2 separate regions of the Homo sapiens genome follow, and region 2 is linked to region 1. The links are chromatin contacts, found by Hi-C or POLR2A ChIA-PET in ENCODE. All regions are on one chromosome and are shown on one strand. The core of a region is the stretch at or near the end of the contact, and the rest is flanking DNA. Distances in the headings are between cores, read along the strand shown. Region 1 overlaps CBFA2T3 (CBFA2/RUNX1 partner transcriptional co-repressor 3). Region 2 holds the start of ACSF3 (acyl-CoA synthetase family member 3).

Region 1 (4,470 bases), core at 1,460-3,959:
TCTAGCCTCCTTGTGGTCGGCGGCCCCAGGGAGGCAGGGCCAGGGCGGAGCTTGTGCAGGGCGACTGGAGCGGTCCTGAAGGCACGCAGTGTGCCCCACGTCAGCACAGCCGTTGCAGCTCCCAGGGAATAGCAAGGAAGGCGGGGCCCAGAGAGGGCAGATCTTCACTCAGGCTCACTGGGACTCAGCCCAGCAGGTGTAGCCCCTCCAGGGTAGACATGACCACCACCTGCCCCGCCCCACCGCAGGGGTCCTTGCTTTAGCCCAGCAGGCGCGGCCCTCCCACCCTGGCTCCTTGCTTTAGCCCTGGCTGGGTTGCTGTGACCTTGCCTGACCACGCCCCCACCTCCACCCGCGGTCTTTGCTGTAACCATGGCTGGGTCGCTGTGCACCCTTGCCGGGCTGTGCACCCTCAGCATGAGATCCCAGGGTCTTCGTGGTCCTTGCACTGTGGTGATCTATGCTCCAAAGTCCTGGCCAGTGAGCCTGGCCTCTCACCTTTGACTGGGCTCCTCCCCCGGCCCCACCTTTGAGAGAGGACGGTCCTCGGGGGTGGGTTCGGCATTCTGGTCTTTCCCAGAGCCTCCCCAACCTAGACGGTGCCGGTGTCCAGCCCAGGAGCCCAGAGCCCGAGTTCCAAAGCCGACCTCCATGTCGGAGCCTTCCCACCCTGACAGCAGGAGCGACATGTGTGAGCCGGGTTGCGGAGGATGCGCAGCTTGGCCTCCCTCCCCGAGCTGTGCTGCGCGCCAGGACTGGGCTGTGCAGAGCCTGCAGCCCCTTCACAACCCAGCTGCTCCCCAGCTGCCCCCTCACGGCTCAGTTGCTCCCCAGCTCACACAGCAGGAAGTGCATTTGTTGCTGAAATTGTCTCAAAGGCCCCAAACAAACAGCCCTTCTGGTGGCAGTGGATGTGGCGGGTAACATGGGTGGCCAAAGGTCTGAGAGGCCCCCACTCAGCTTGAGGTCTCTGTGCAAGTCCCTGGCAGCTCAGGAAACCTCAAGGCAACTAGCAGCTCAGCCTGGTGGCCTGCCTGGAAAAGGAGGCAGGCAGGGGGCAGTGGGCAGAAGCGCCGAATCCTCACCTCCTCTGTGCGATGAGGAGGGGGTGCGGGTCCCCCCCGTTTCACAGGGAGAACGCTGAGGCCCAGCAAGGCCAGGGGACTCGCCCACACCAGTGGACGCTGACTTCAAACCCCAAAGCTGTGCTCCCAGCTCGCCAACCTGCTGTGCCATCTCAGCACATCACAAACTCCCCCGCGTCTCTCCCTCCACATTTGGCGAATTGGGGAGACGTGGGGTATTTGGAGGGACCTGGTGGGAGCAGGCAGCTGGGGTGCGCTAGGTGAGGGCGCTGGGGGCCTGTAAAGAGCCGTGTAGAGCTGGTCGGGTCCCAGCTCTGTCCGTCCGCTGTGCACCTTGAGCAGTTCCTTCCTCTCTGGGCCTTTGCTGCCCCATCTGTACGGTGGGAAGAGTGAGAGGTTTATGTTTTCATCGTGATTATATAACAGAACAGCCTCCTGGGTGGGGGTGCTGCCGAGGTTAAATGAGTTAGTATTTTGTTGGCCATGTGAAACCACGCAGGGGCAAAGCCTGTGCCACGGGAACAGTGGTGTCACCGTCTCCGAGGTCGGGATGGGATTCCAGGAAGGGGCCGTCCACCACCCTCCGACGGCTGCAAGCTGGGACCCGGCCTGTAGGCGGGATTTGCCCAGGAACAGGCGTGGGTTGGCTGCTGTCCCGGGCATTGGTGCATTCTTGACCCCGCCCTCGGGAAGGCCTCAAGCATAGCCCTGGCGTGGGATAGGAGAGGCAGACTGCTTGCAGAATGTCTGCCCCGGGCATCAGCATGGCCAGGCCCTGGGACTCAGGTCCTGCCTCCTCTGTGCTGCAAAGGGCAGACAGGATCTAATGCTCCAGGCCCATACAGCCCCTTCCCACTGCGCCCACGCTGGTGCCCGGGGCAGACATGGTGAGTGCACCGAAGCCCTCGGCCCCCTCAATCCTGCTAAGGCAGCAGCAGTCTTCCCGGGGAGGATCCTAGGCCCTGCTGCTGGACAGGACTTTTACTCTGGCTAGACCGGCTCTGAGAGCCCAGCCAGGTCTGGCCATCTCCGCATCCTTAGACTGCAGAAACCTAGGGTGAGAACAGTTTCTGTGGGGGCTGTTTTCCAGGGAGGCATGGGGTACCCTCTTGGGTGAAGACCCTCAGATGCCCTTAGACCGGAAGTACCCCCACCCAAAGTGTGGCGCAGGCCAGCCTCAGCCATTGAACCCAGCTCCCGGGATGTCCTGGCCACGACACGTTTGGTGGCATCGACACCAGCCCTGAAATCAGAGCCCTGGGCTCACGGCTCACCCTGGCCTGTCCCAGTGATTTAACCCTGGACAGGCAGTTGCTTGTGTGGGCCTCAGCTTTGACACGTGTGAACTGGGAGTCAAAATGCGCCGCGCAGAGAGGTCTGGGTGAGACGGGGTGAGGCGTCCCCATTCCCCAGGTAGACATTTAATGAAGCAAGCGAACGAGAAACTGTGTCATTACCACGAAGGCTATGGCGCATATGGGGGGCGTCCCAGGTGCCGCCGAGGAAGCAACTTCAAATGAGGGAGCTGCAGCCGCAAGTCCCCCGGCACCGCGGATGTACGGCTCAGGAAATGGCAGCTGACAGGATCCTAATTCCCAGGGGTCCTGTTTAGGGTGACTCTTATCCTCCTACCACCCCAGCCTTAAGGCAGAACTTCCTGGACAAAATCCAGGCCTCCCCCCAACCGCCCCCCCTCCCTCCCCCAGCAAAATGTGGCCCAAGAAGTGAGCAGGGGGCTGCAGACAGAGAGGGAGGGCAGGAGAGGGGCAGGGGCTGGACCCCACCCAGGGAGATCCCGGGAAGAGGGGCCCACTCGCCGCCCTGGATCGGGAAATCCCGGCTGGCCACGTGCCACCACCTCCCTGCCACCCCATCCGTCACCAGCCAGACACATTTCCGATCCTGCCAAGCTGGGGTGGGGCGGCGTGGCACGGAGGATCGGCTCGGCTTCCCTGCTCCCCCCGCCCATCCTTTCTGCTGCCTGCGTGTAATTAACAGAGTAATTAAAAACAGGATGAGTTAATTGGTATTCATTTATGTGGCAGATGTTTTTAATTGAGGCAGGAAACAATTTACCTGTTTACATCAACAATGGCAGAGGCAGGCTTGTAAAACACATTTTTAAAAATATTTTCCTCCCCTTTCCTAGAAAGAATTGAAATCACTTGGTCTCCCTTGCCCCAGGCCTCCGCCCTGTGAGAGCCGGGCAGGCCTTGCCTGGGGGAAGGCCCAGGGTGGGGGCGGAGCAGGGAGGTTCCGCCAAGAGGAAACATCTGTTTAAAAGGTTTGCCTCCAGAGCAGCCTGTTTTCTTTAAACTCAGAGAAAGGATGTGTTGTTCCAGGTTGTGGAGACACCCGTCCCGCTGCTCTCCAAGATGCCTCCCCAGTGAGTTTGGCCCTGCTGTTTAATGTAGCCCCCTGGCGAGGGGCTTGGCCTCCAGGAGGGCGGGAGGCAGCCTCAGGTGGGCCTGGCTGGAGGAAGACCACCCAGCTGGGGCTGGCAAGCAGGCAGGGCAGGGAGGGGCTGGGGACCCAGTCCTCCTGGCAGAATCCAGGAGCAGGCAGGTGTGGCTGCCCCACGGGGAGGCAGAGGCCGCCCTTGTCCACCTGCACTTTTGGTGCCTTTGGCATTGCGTGGTGGGGCCTCCTGCCACTCCGTCACCATGCACCACCTGTGGCCGTTGGAGTTTGAATTAATTAAGATGAAATATTCCTGGCCAGGGGTGGTGGCTTCCGCCTGTAATCCCAGCACTTTGAGAAGCCGAGGTGGGCGGATCACTTGAGGTCAGGAGTTCGAGACCAGCCTGGCCAACATGGTGAAACCCAGTCTCTATTTAAAAAAAAAAAAAAAAAAAATTGGCCGGGTATGGTGGTGGGCACCTGTAACCTCAGCTACTCGGGAGGCTGAGGCACAAGAATCACTTGAACCTGAGAGGCAGAGGTTGCAGTGAGGCGAGATCATGCCTCTGCACTTCAGCCTGGGTGACAGAGCGAGACTCCATCTCAAAAAAAGAAGATAAAATGTAAAATTCAGTTCTCCCCTCATAGGGCTTCCTTTCAAGTACTTGGCAGCCAGTTGGGGCTCCAGCGACTGTCAGTGCATGGGCCTAGAACATTCCACCGTTGCACAAGCTTCACTGGTCAGCTGACTTGCGAGTCCCTGGTGTGGGAGGACGGCAGGCCTCGGGCGCACACCGCCTGACCCTTTCACTATCTGGGGAAGGAGGGAGGCAGGAACGCCCACCCCAGGGAGCGGGTTGAATCCTTGAGCAGAGTGCTCGGGAAGCTGCTGGTTTACAGACTGGCACTAATTGAGCACTTGCTGTATGCCTGCACTTGTAAATCGCTTTAATTCTCATCAATTCTCATGCTGCTTCCCAAGGTA
Region 2 (4,086 bases), core at 160-2,659, 170 kb before region 1:
TTGAGGAGATGGTTCAGAGCCAAAGGAGCAAGAGCAAGGGAAGCCTCATCTTATGTCCTCCAACACCTGCGGAGAGGACACCAGCCTGAGCCAGGCTTCACGCTACAAAGCTCGCAGGGTCCCCAGGGTCCACCGGTAGTAACACCCGTGCTCCTGGGTCCACCATGTGAACCCCCTCCTCAACAAGGTCTCAGCCTTGGGCCCTAACACGAATGTCTGTCCTCCCAGGATGGGAAAGCAACAACTATGCCCCAGACACAATTCGTGTTCCTATCTCTAAACGTGTTCCCTTTCTAGCAAATTCCTAATCATTCTTCCAAGCCCAGTTCAAATATCACCTCTTCTTTTTCAGTTTTATTATTTATTGAGACAGTGTCTTGCTCTGCCACCTAGGCTGGAGTGCAATGGTGCTGTCATGGCTCACTGCAGCCTCCGATTCCTGGGCTCAAGAAATCCTCGTGCCTCAGCCTAACCAGTAGCTGGAAGTGCAGGTGTACGCCACCACACCCAGCTAATTTTTACATTTTTTTGTAGAGATAGGGGTCTCACCATGTTGCCCAGGCTGGCTTTGAACTCCTGGCCACAAGTGATCCTCCTGCCTCTGCTGCCCAAAGCGCTGGGATTACAGGCATGAGCCACTGCACCTGGCCTGCCTGGTGGAATTTAGACTCAGGACAGCAACATCAACTCCTGACTGCACCGGGCCTCACCCCTTTAAACCTTCCCTCTCTCCAGGGAATGGGCTGCCTGCAGTACCTTCCAAATACTTCACGGCCGGCCGCACGTCTCCATTGCTTGCTCATAGATCTACATGCCCTCAGGGGCTAGGCCGGCTGTGAACCTGTGCCCCACGCGCCCAGCAAGGTGCACGCAGCAAACAACTAAAACGGGGAGTACTTCAAGGGTGACTTCTGAAGCCCAATGAGAAATGGAAGTGAATTTATTCCAAACACAACCAAAGACGATTCGTTCTGAGGATGCCTGAACACGGACCCCGCCGGCTCGACGGTATCACCGGGCCCGGCGTCCGCACAGCTTCTCTCCCCGCACCCCGCGCGGGGGCCCCGCTCCCCACCGGACACGAGAGGCTCGGCGTCCCGGGAAGGCCGACGCCCGGCCCCAGGCGGCTCGCGGGGAAGCGACCGCGCCACGGGCCACGGCTCAAGCCCAGCTGCGACCCAGGGGCGGGCGCCGGAGCCCGCGCCCCCGAGAGCTCTGCGCCCGGCCGACCCCGCCGCGGTCCCGTGGGCCCCGCCGCCCGCACCTACGAGACGGCCGCGGCCACGGGGCAGGATCTGCCTCGCCACAACTCTTCCTCGTCCTCCGCCGCGCGCGCGCCGGGGTCGGGCCGGGTTCCGGCCGGGTCCCGCGGGGTCGTGAGTCGGGCCGGACCAGTTCCGGCGCCCAACAGCTTCCCCGGCGCGGCGCGTCCGTCGCCCAAGCGCGTCCCCCCGGCGCGGCGCCGTGGCGGCGGGTTCCGGGCGCGCGTGTTCCCCTGTCCCGCCCGTCCCGTCGTGGCGGGGTCGGGGCCGCGGGCGTCTCGTGAGCCGTGGCCGAGGCAAGGCGCCGTGGTCTCCGCTAGCCCAGGGCTGCCCAGATCAGAACGGCGCGCGGGACCACTCCCAACGCGGATTGCTGGGCCTCGCCCCGTCCTCCCAAAAGGGGCTCTCTGGGCTTTGCGGCTGGGGGTCTGCACGCTGAGCTCCTGGGTGATTTTATTATTATTATTATTGTTGTTACTTTTTCTTATTATTATTATTATTTTGAGATGGAGTCTCGCTCTGTCGCCCAGACTAGAGTGCAGTGGTGTGATCTCGGCTCACCGCAACCTCCGCCTCCCGGGTTCAAGTGATTCTCCTGCCTCAACCTCCCAATTAGCTGGGACTACAGGCGCCCGCCATCATGCCTGTCTAATTTTTGTATTTCTTGGGTGATTTTAAACGGACCGCATTTGAGAATCTCTCCTCGAAGGGACTTGGGAACCAGGATACGAATATGAAGCGAGACTGTTGGATGGACAGTGGCGGAAAACATTTAAAGCCAAACACAAAGTCCAGTTGGCTGAAATTTGAGGGTTTTTCCCCTAAAATGAATACTAATAACACAAAGACATGTACTGGCAAACAGTAGTACAAATTATCTGCAGAACCGTCCTGGTGTGATGGCTCACGCCTGTAATCCCAGCACTTTGGGAGGCCGAGGTAGGCAGATCACGAGGTCAGGAGTTCAAGACCAGCCTGACCAACATGGTGAAACCCTGTCTCTCCTAAAAATACAAAAATTAGCCGGGAGTGGTGGCAGGTGCCTGTAATCCCAGTTACTCGGGAGGCTGAGGCAGGAGAATCTCTTGAGCCTGGGAGGTGGCGACTGCAGTGAGCTGAGATTGCGCCACTGCACTCCAGCCTGGGCAGCAGAGTGAGACTGTCTCAAAAAAAAAAAAAAATTATCTGCAGAACCTTGCACAGTTTTTTTGTAAGTGTATTATTTTCCATGCCCATCTTCCTCTCTTGTGATGATTGCTGGGGCAGCAGTTGTGTCCTTGGAAAGCTCAGGAAAGGGCACTTCAGGAGCCCGAGGATGGTTTTCCTGGGAGGAAGGAGCTGGATCTGGGGGAAGTTTGTAACACAGAGCGTGGGAGAACAAACCCAAACTTCTAGTGCCTCTGGTTGCCACCCTGCTAGGTATCATGCAGAAAAAGCAAGTCCAACCCTCTGCCACTGGGACAGGCTTGATCTGGTGTCAGAATTCTGTCTGCTTCCAGGACTCAGCAGGCTGAATGGTGTTTCCGACGAGGGCAGTAGGAAGAGTAAGGAGGGCGTCTAACATCAGGATTCAGCCCCAGGACGTGTGTGCGCAAATTTCTATCCCTGGGAAGTTGAAGAGCTCAGGCTGCGTCACCCACCTAGAGACAGGACTTGGGACAGGGTGACAGCTCCCGTGGTCCTTGGCCATGGCTCTGTGAGGGTGGCAGTGGGGGGAGGGTGCAGTCTCCGAGAAATGGCCCAGTCATCCTATGAGCAGGGGTCCCATCTGTGCCTCGGCTCTGGTCAGCATCATAGTGGCAGGTGGGAAGCAGGAGCAGTCAGGGATTAGCAGACATTGGAGGACAGCCTCTAGCCAGAGAGACGTGGGCTGAAACAACCAGCAGAACAACTGCAGGCAGCCAGGCTGTGCAGAGTGAAGAGACCCCCAAAACCACCCCCTGTTAATACCCTCAGGGAGACAAGGGAAGCGACAGCCCCCATGAGTCCAGAGCGAGATGCCCCGAGAAAGAGCGTTCCAGTAACATAAAGGGGGGCTGGAGGGGTCAGAATACAACAGCCTGAGTAAAAACCCTAAGGGAAGGGCTAAAGGACGTCTCCTAGAAATAGAACAGAAAGACCGAGAGATGAAAAACAGGAGAGGAAAGATAAAAAAATCAGTGGGCTCAGGCAGGCATCCAATATGCTAAATACGGTAGTTTCAGGAAGGGAGGGCAGAGAAAACAGAGAGAAGTCAGCTGTCAGGTAAACTCGTGGACATTAGCAGACGAAGGGCTGCAGAACATCCAGCGCAGGGAGTGAAAGTGGCCGCACCAACCAGGCAGACGACGTCAATGTAGTTTAGAACATGTGGACAGGGAGGGTCCTAAGTGCCCACCTGGCATCTCACTGGGACATCCAAGAGACATCAGACCCCGATGTGGCCCCAGAGGAGCTCAGGTCTCCCCCGCAGCAGCGCCCCCACCCTCACACTTTGCATCTCACCCTCGATCCTGGGGTTCAGTCTATGGCTCCCTGCTTCCCTCCCACACCACATTGAGTCCTACTGGTTTCTCCTGCAAATTCTGTCAGAGACTGTCCCACCAGCGCTGCTGTAACCACCCAGACCAGGAAAGCCTTGTTTCCTAAAGGAGTCCTCACTGGATTCATGAAGAACCCAACAGTGGCTGGAGTAGCCCCATTAAAACCTGAGTGGGATCCTGCTCAGAACCCACAGGGGGTCCTGCCCAAGCCCTGTTGTGGCCACCAGGTCCCCGAGCCCCGCCCTCCTCCCCTCTGGCCTTGTTTCCTGTGACTCCCGGGAGTCCTGGCCTGGCAGGCAGGG

The links. Hi-C counts contacts between places; a loop is a spot of excess contacts on that map. ChIA-PET counts read pairs that join two places held with the same protein, here RNA polymerase II (POLR2A). Pooled maps may share reads with other maps.
Region 2: a loop to region 1 is called in a map with no recorded cell type, with 2.6 times the contacts of the local background. The contact joins the promoter of ACSF3 here to the enhancer-like site in region 1. A Hi-C loop is called at or near these places in 2 of 168 maps with a recorded cell type or tissue (CD14-positive monocyte and sigmoid colon), 2 of 37 single-sample maps with no recorded cell type and 5 of 50 pooled maps. POLR2A ChIA-PET finds 5 or more read pairs at or near these places in 2 of 52 experiments (GM10248 and WTC11).

The regions. Positions count from the first base shown.
Region 1 is chr16:88,919,915-88,924,384 of GRCh38, reverse strand. All of the region lies in intron 1 of CBFA2T3 (CBFA2/RUNX1 partner transcriptional co-repressor 3), which reads left to right. Among named protein-coding and RNA genes, the nearest start is that of CBFA2T3, 55 kb to the left of the region's middle. RefSeq lists enhancers at 1-492, 493-1,400, 2,606-2,685. Within about 2 kb of position 2,709, at least 21 of the 41 ENCODE cell types and tissues checked have a DNase peak (open chromatin) inside an H3K27ac peak, as active enhancers do; they include CD14-positive monocyte, where a contact is called at or near this core.
Region 2 is chr16:89,091,175-89,095,260 of GRCh38, reverse strand. ACSF3 (acyl-CoA synthetase family member 3) reads right to left here and starts at 1,409. Exons shown (of 11, transcript NM_001243279.3): 1 at 1,265-1,409. RefSeq lists an enhancer at 626-815 and a silencer at 1,236-1,645.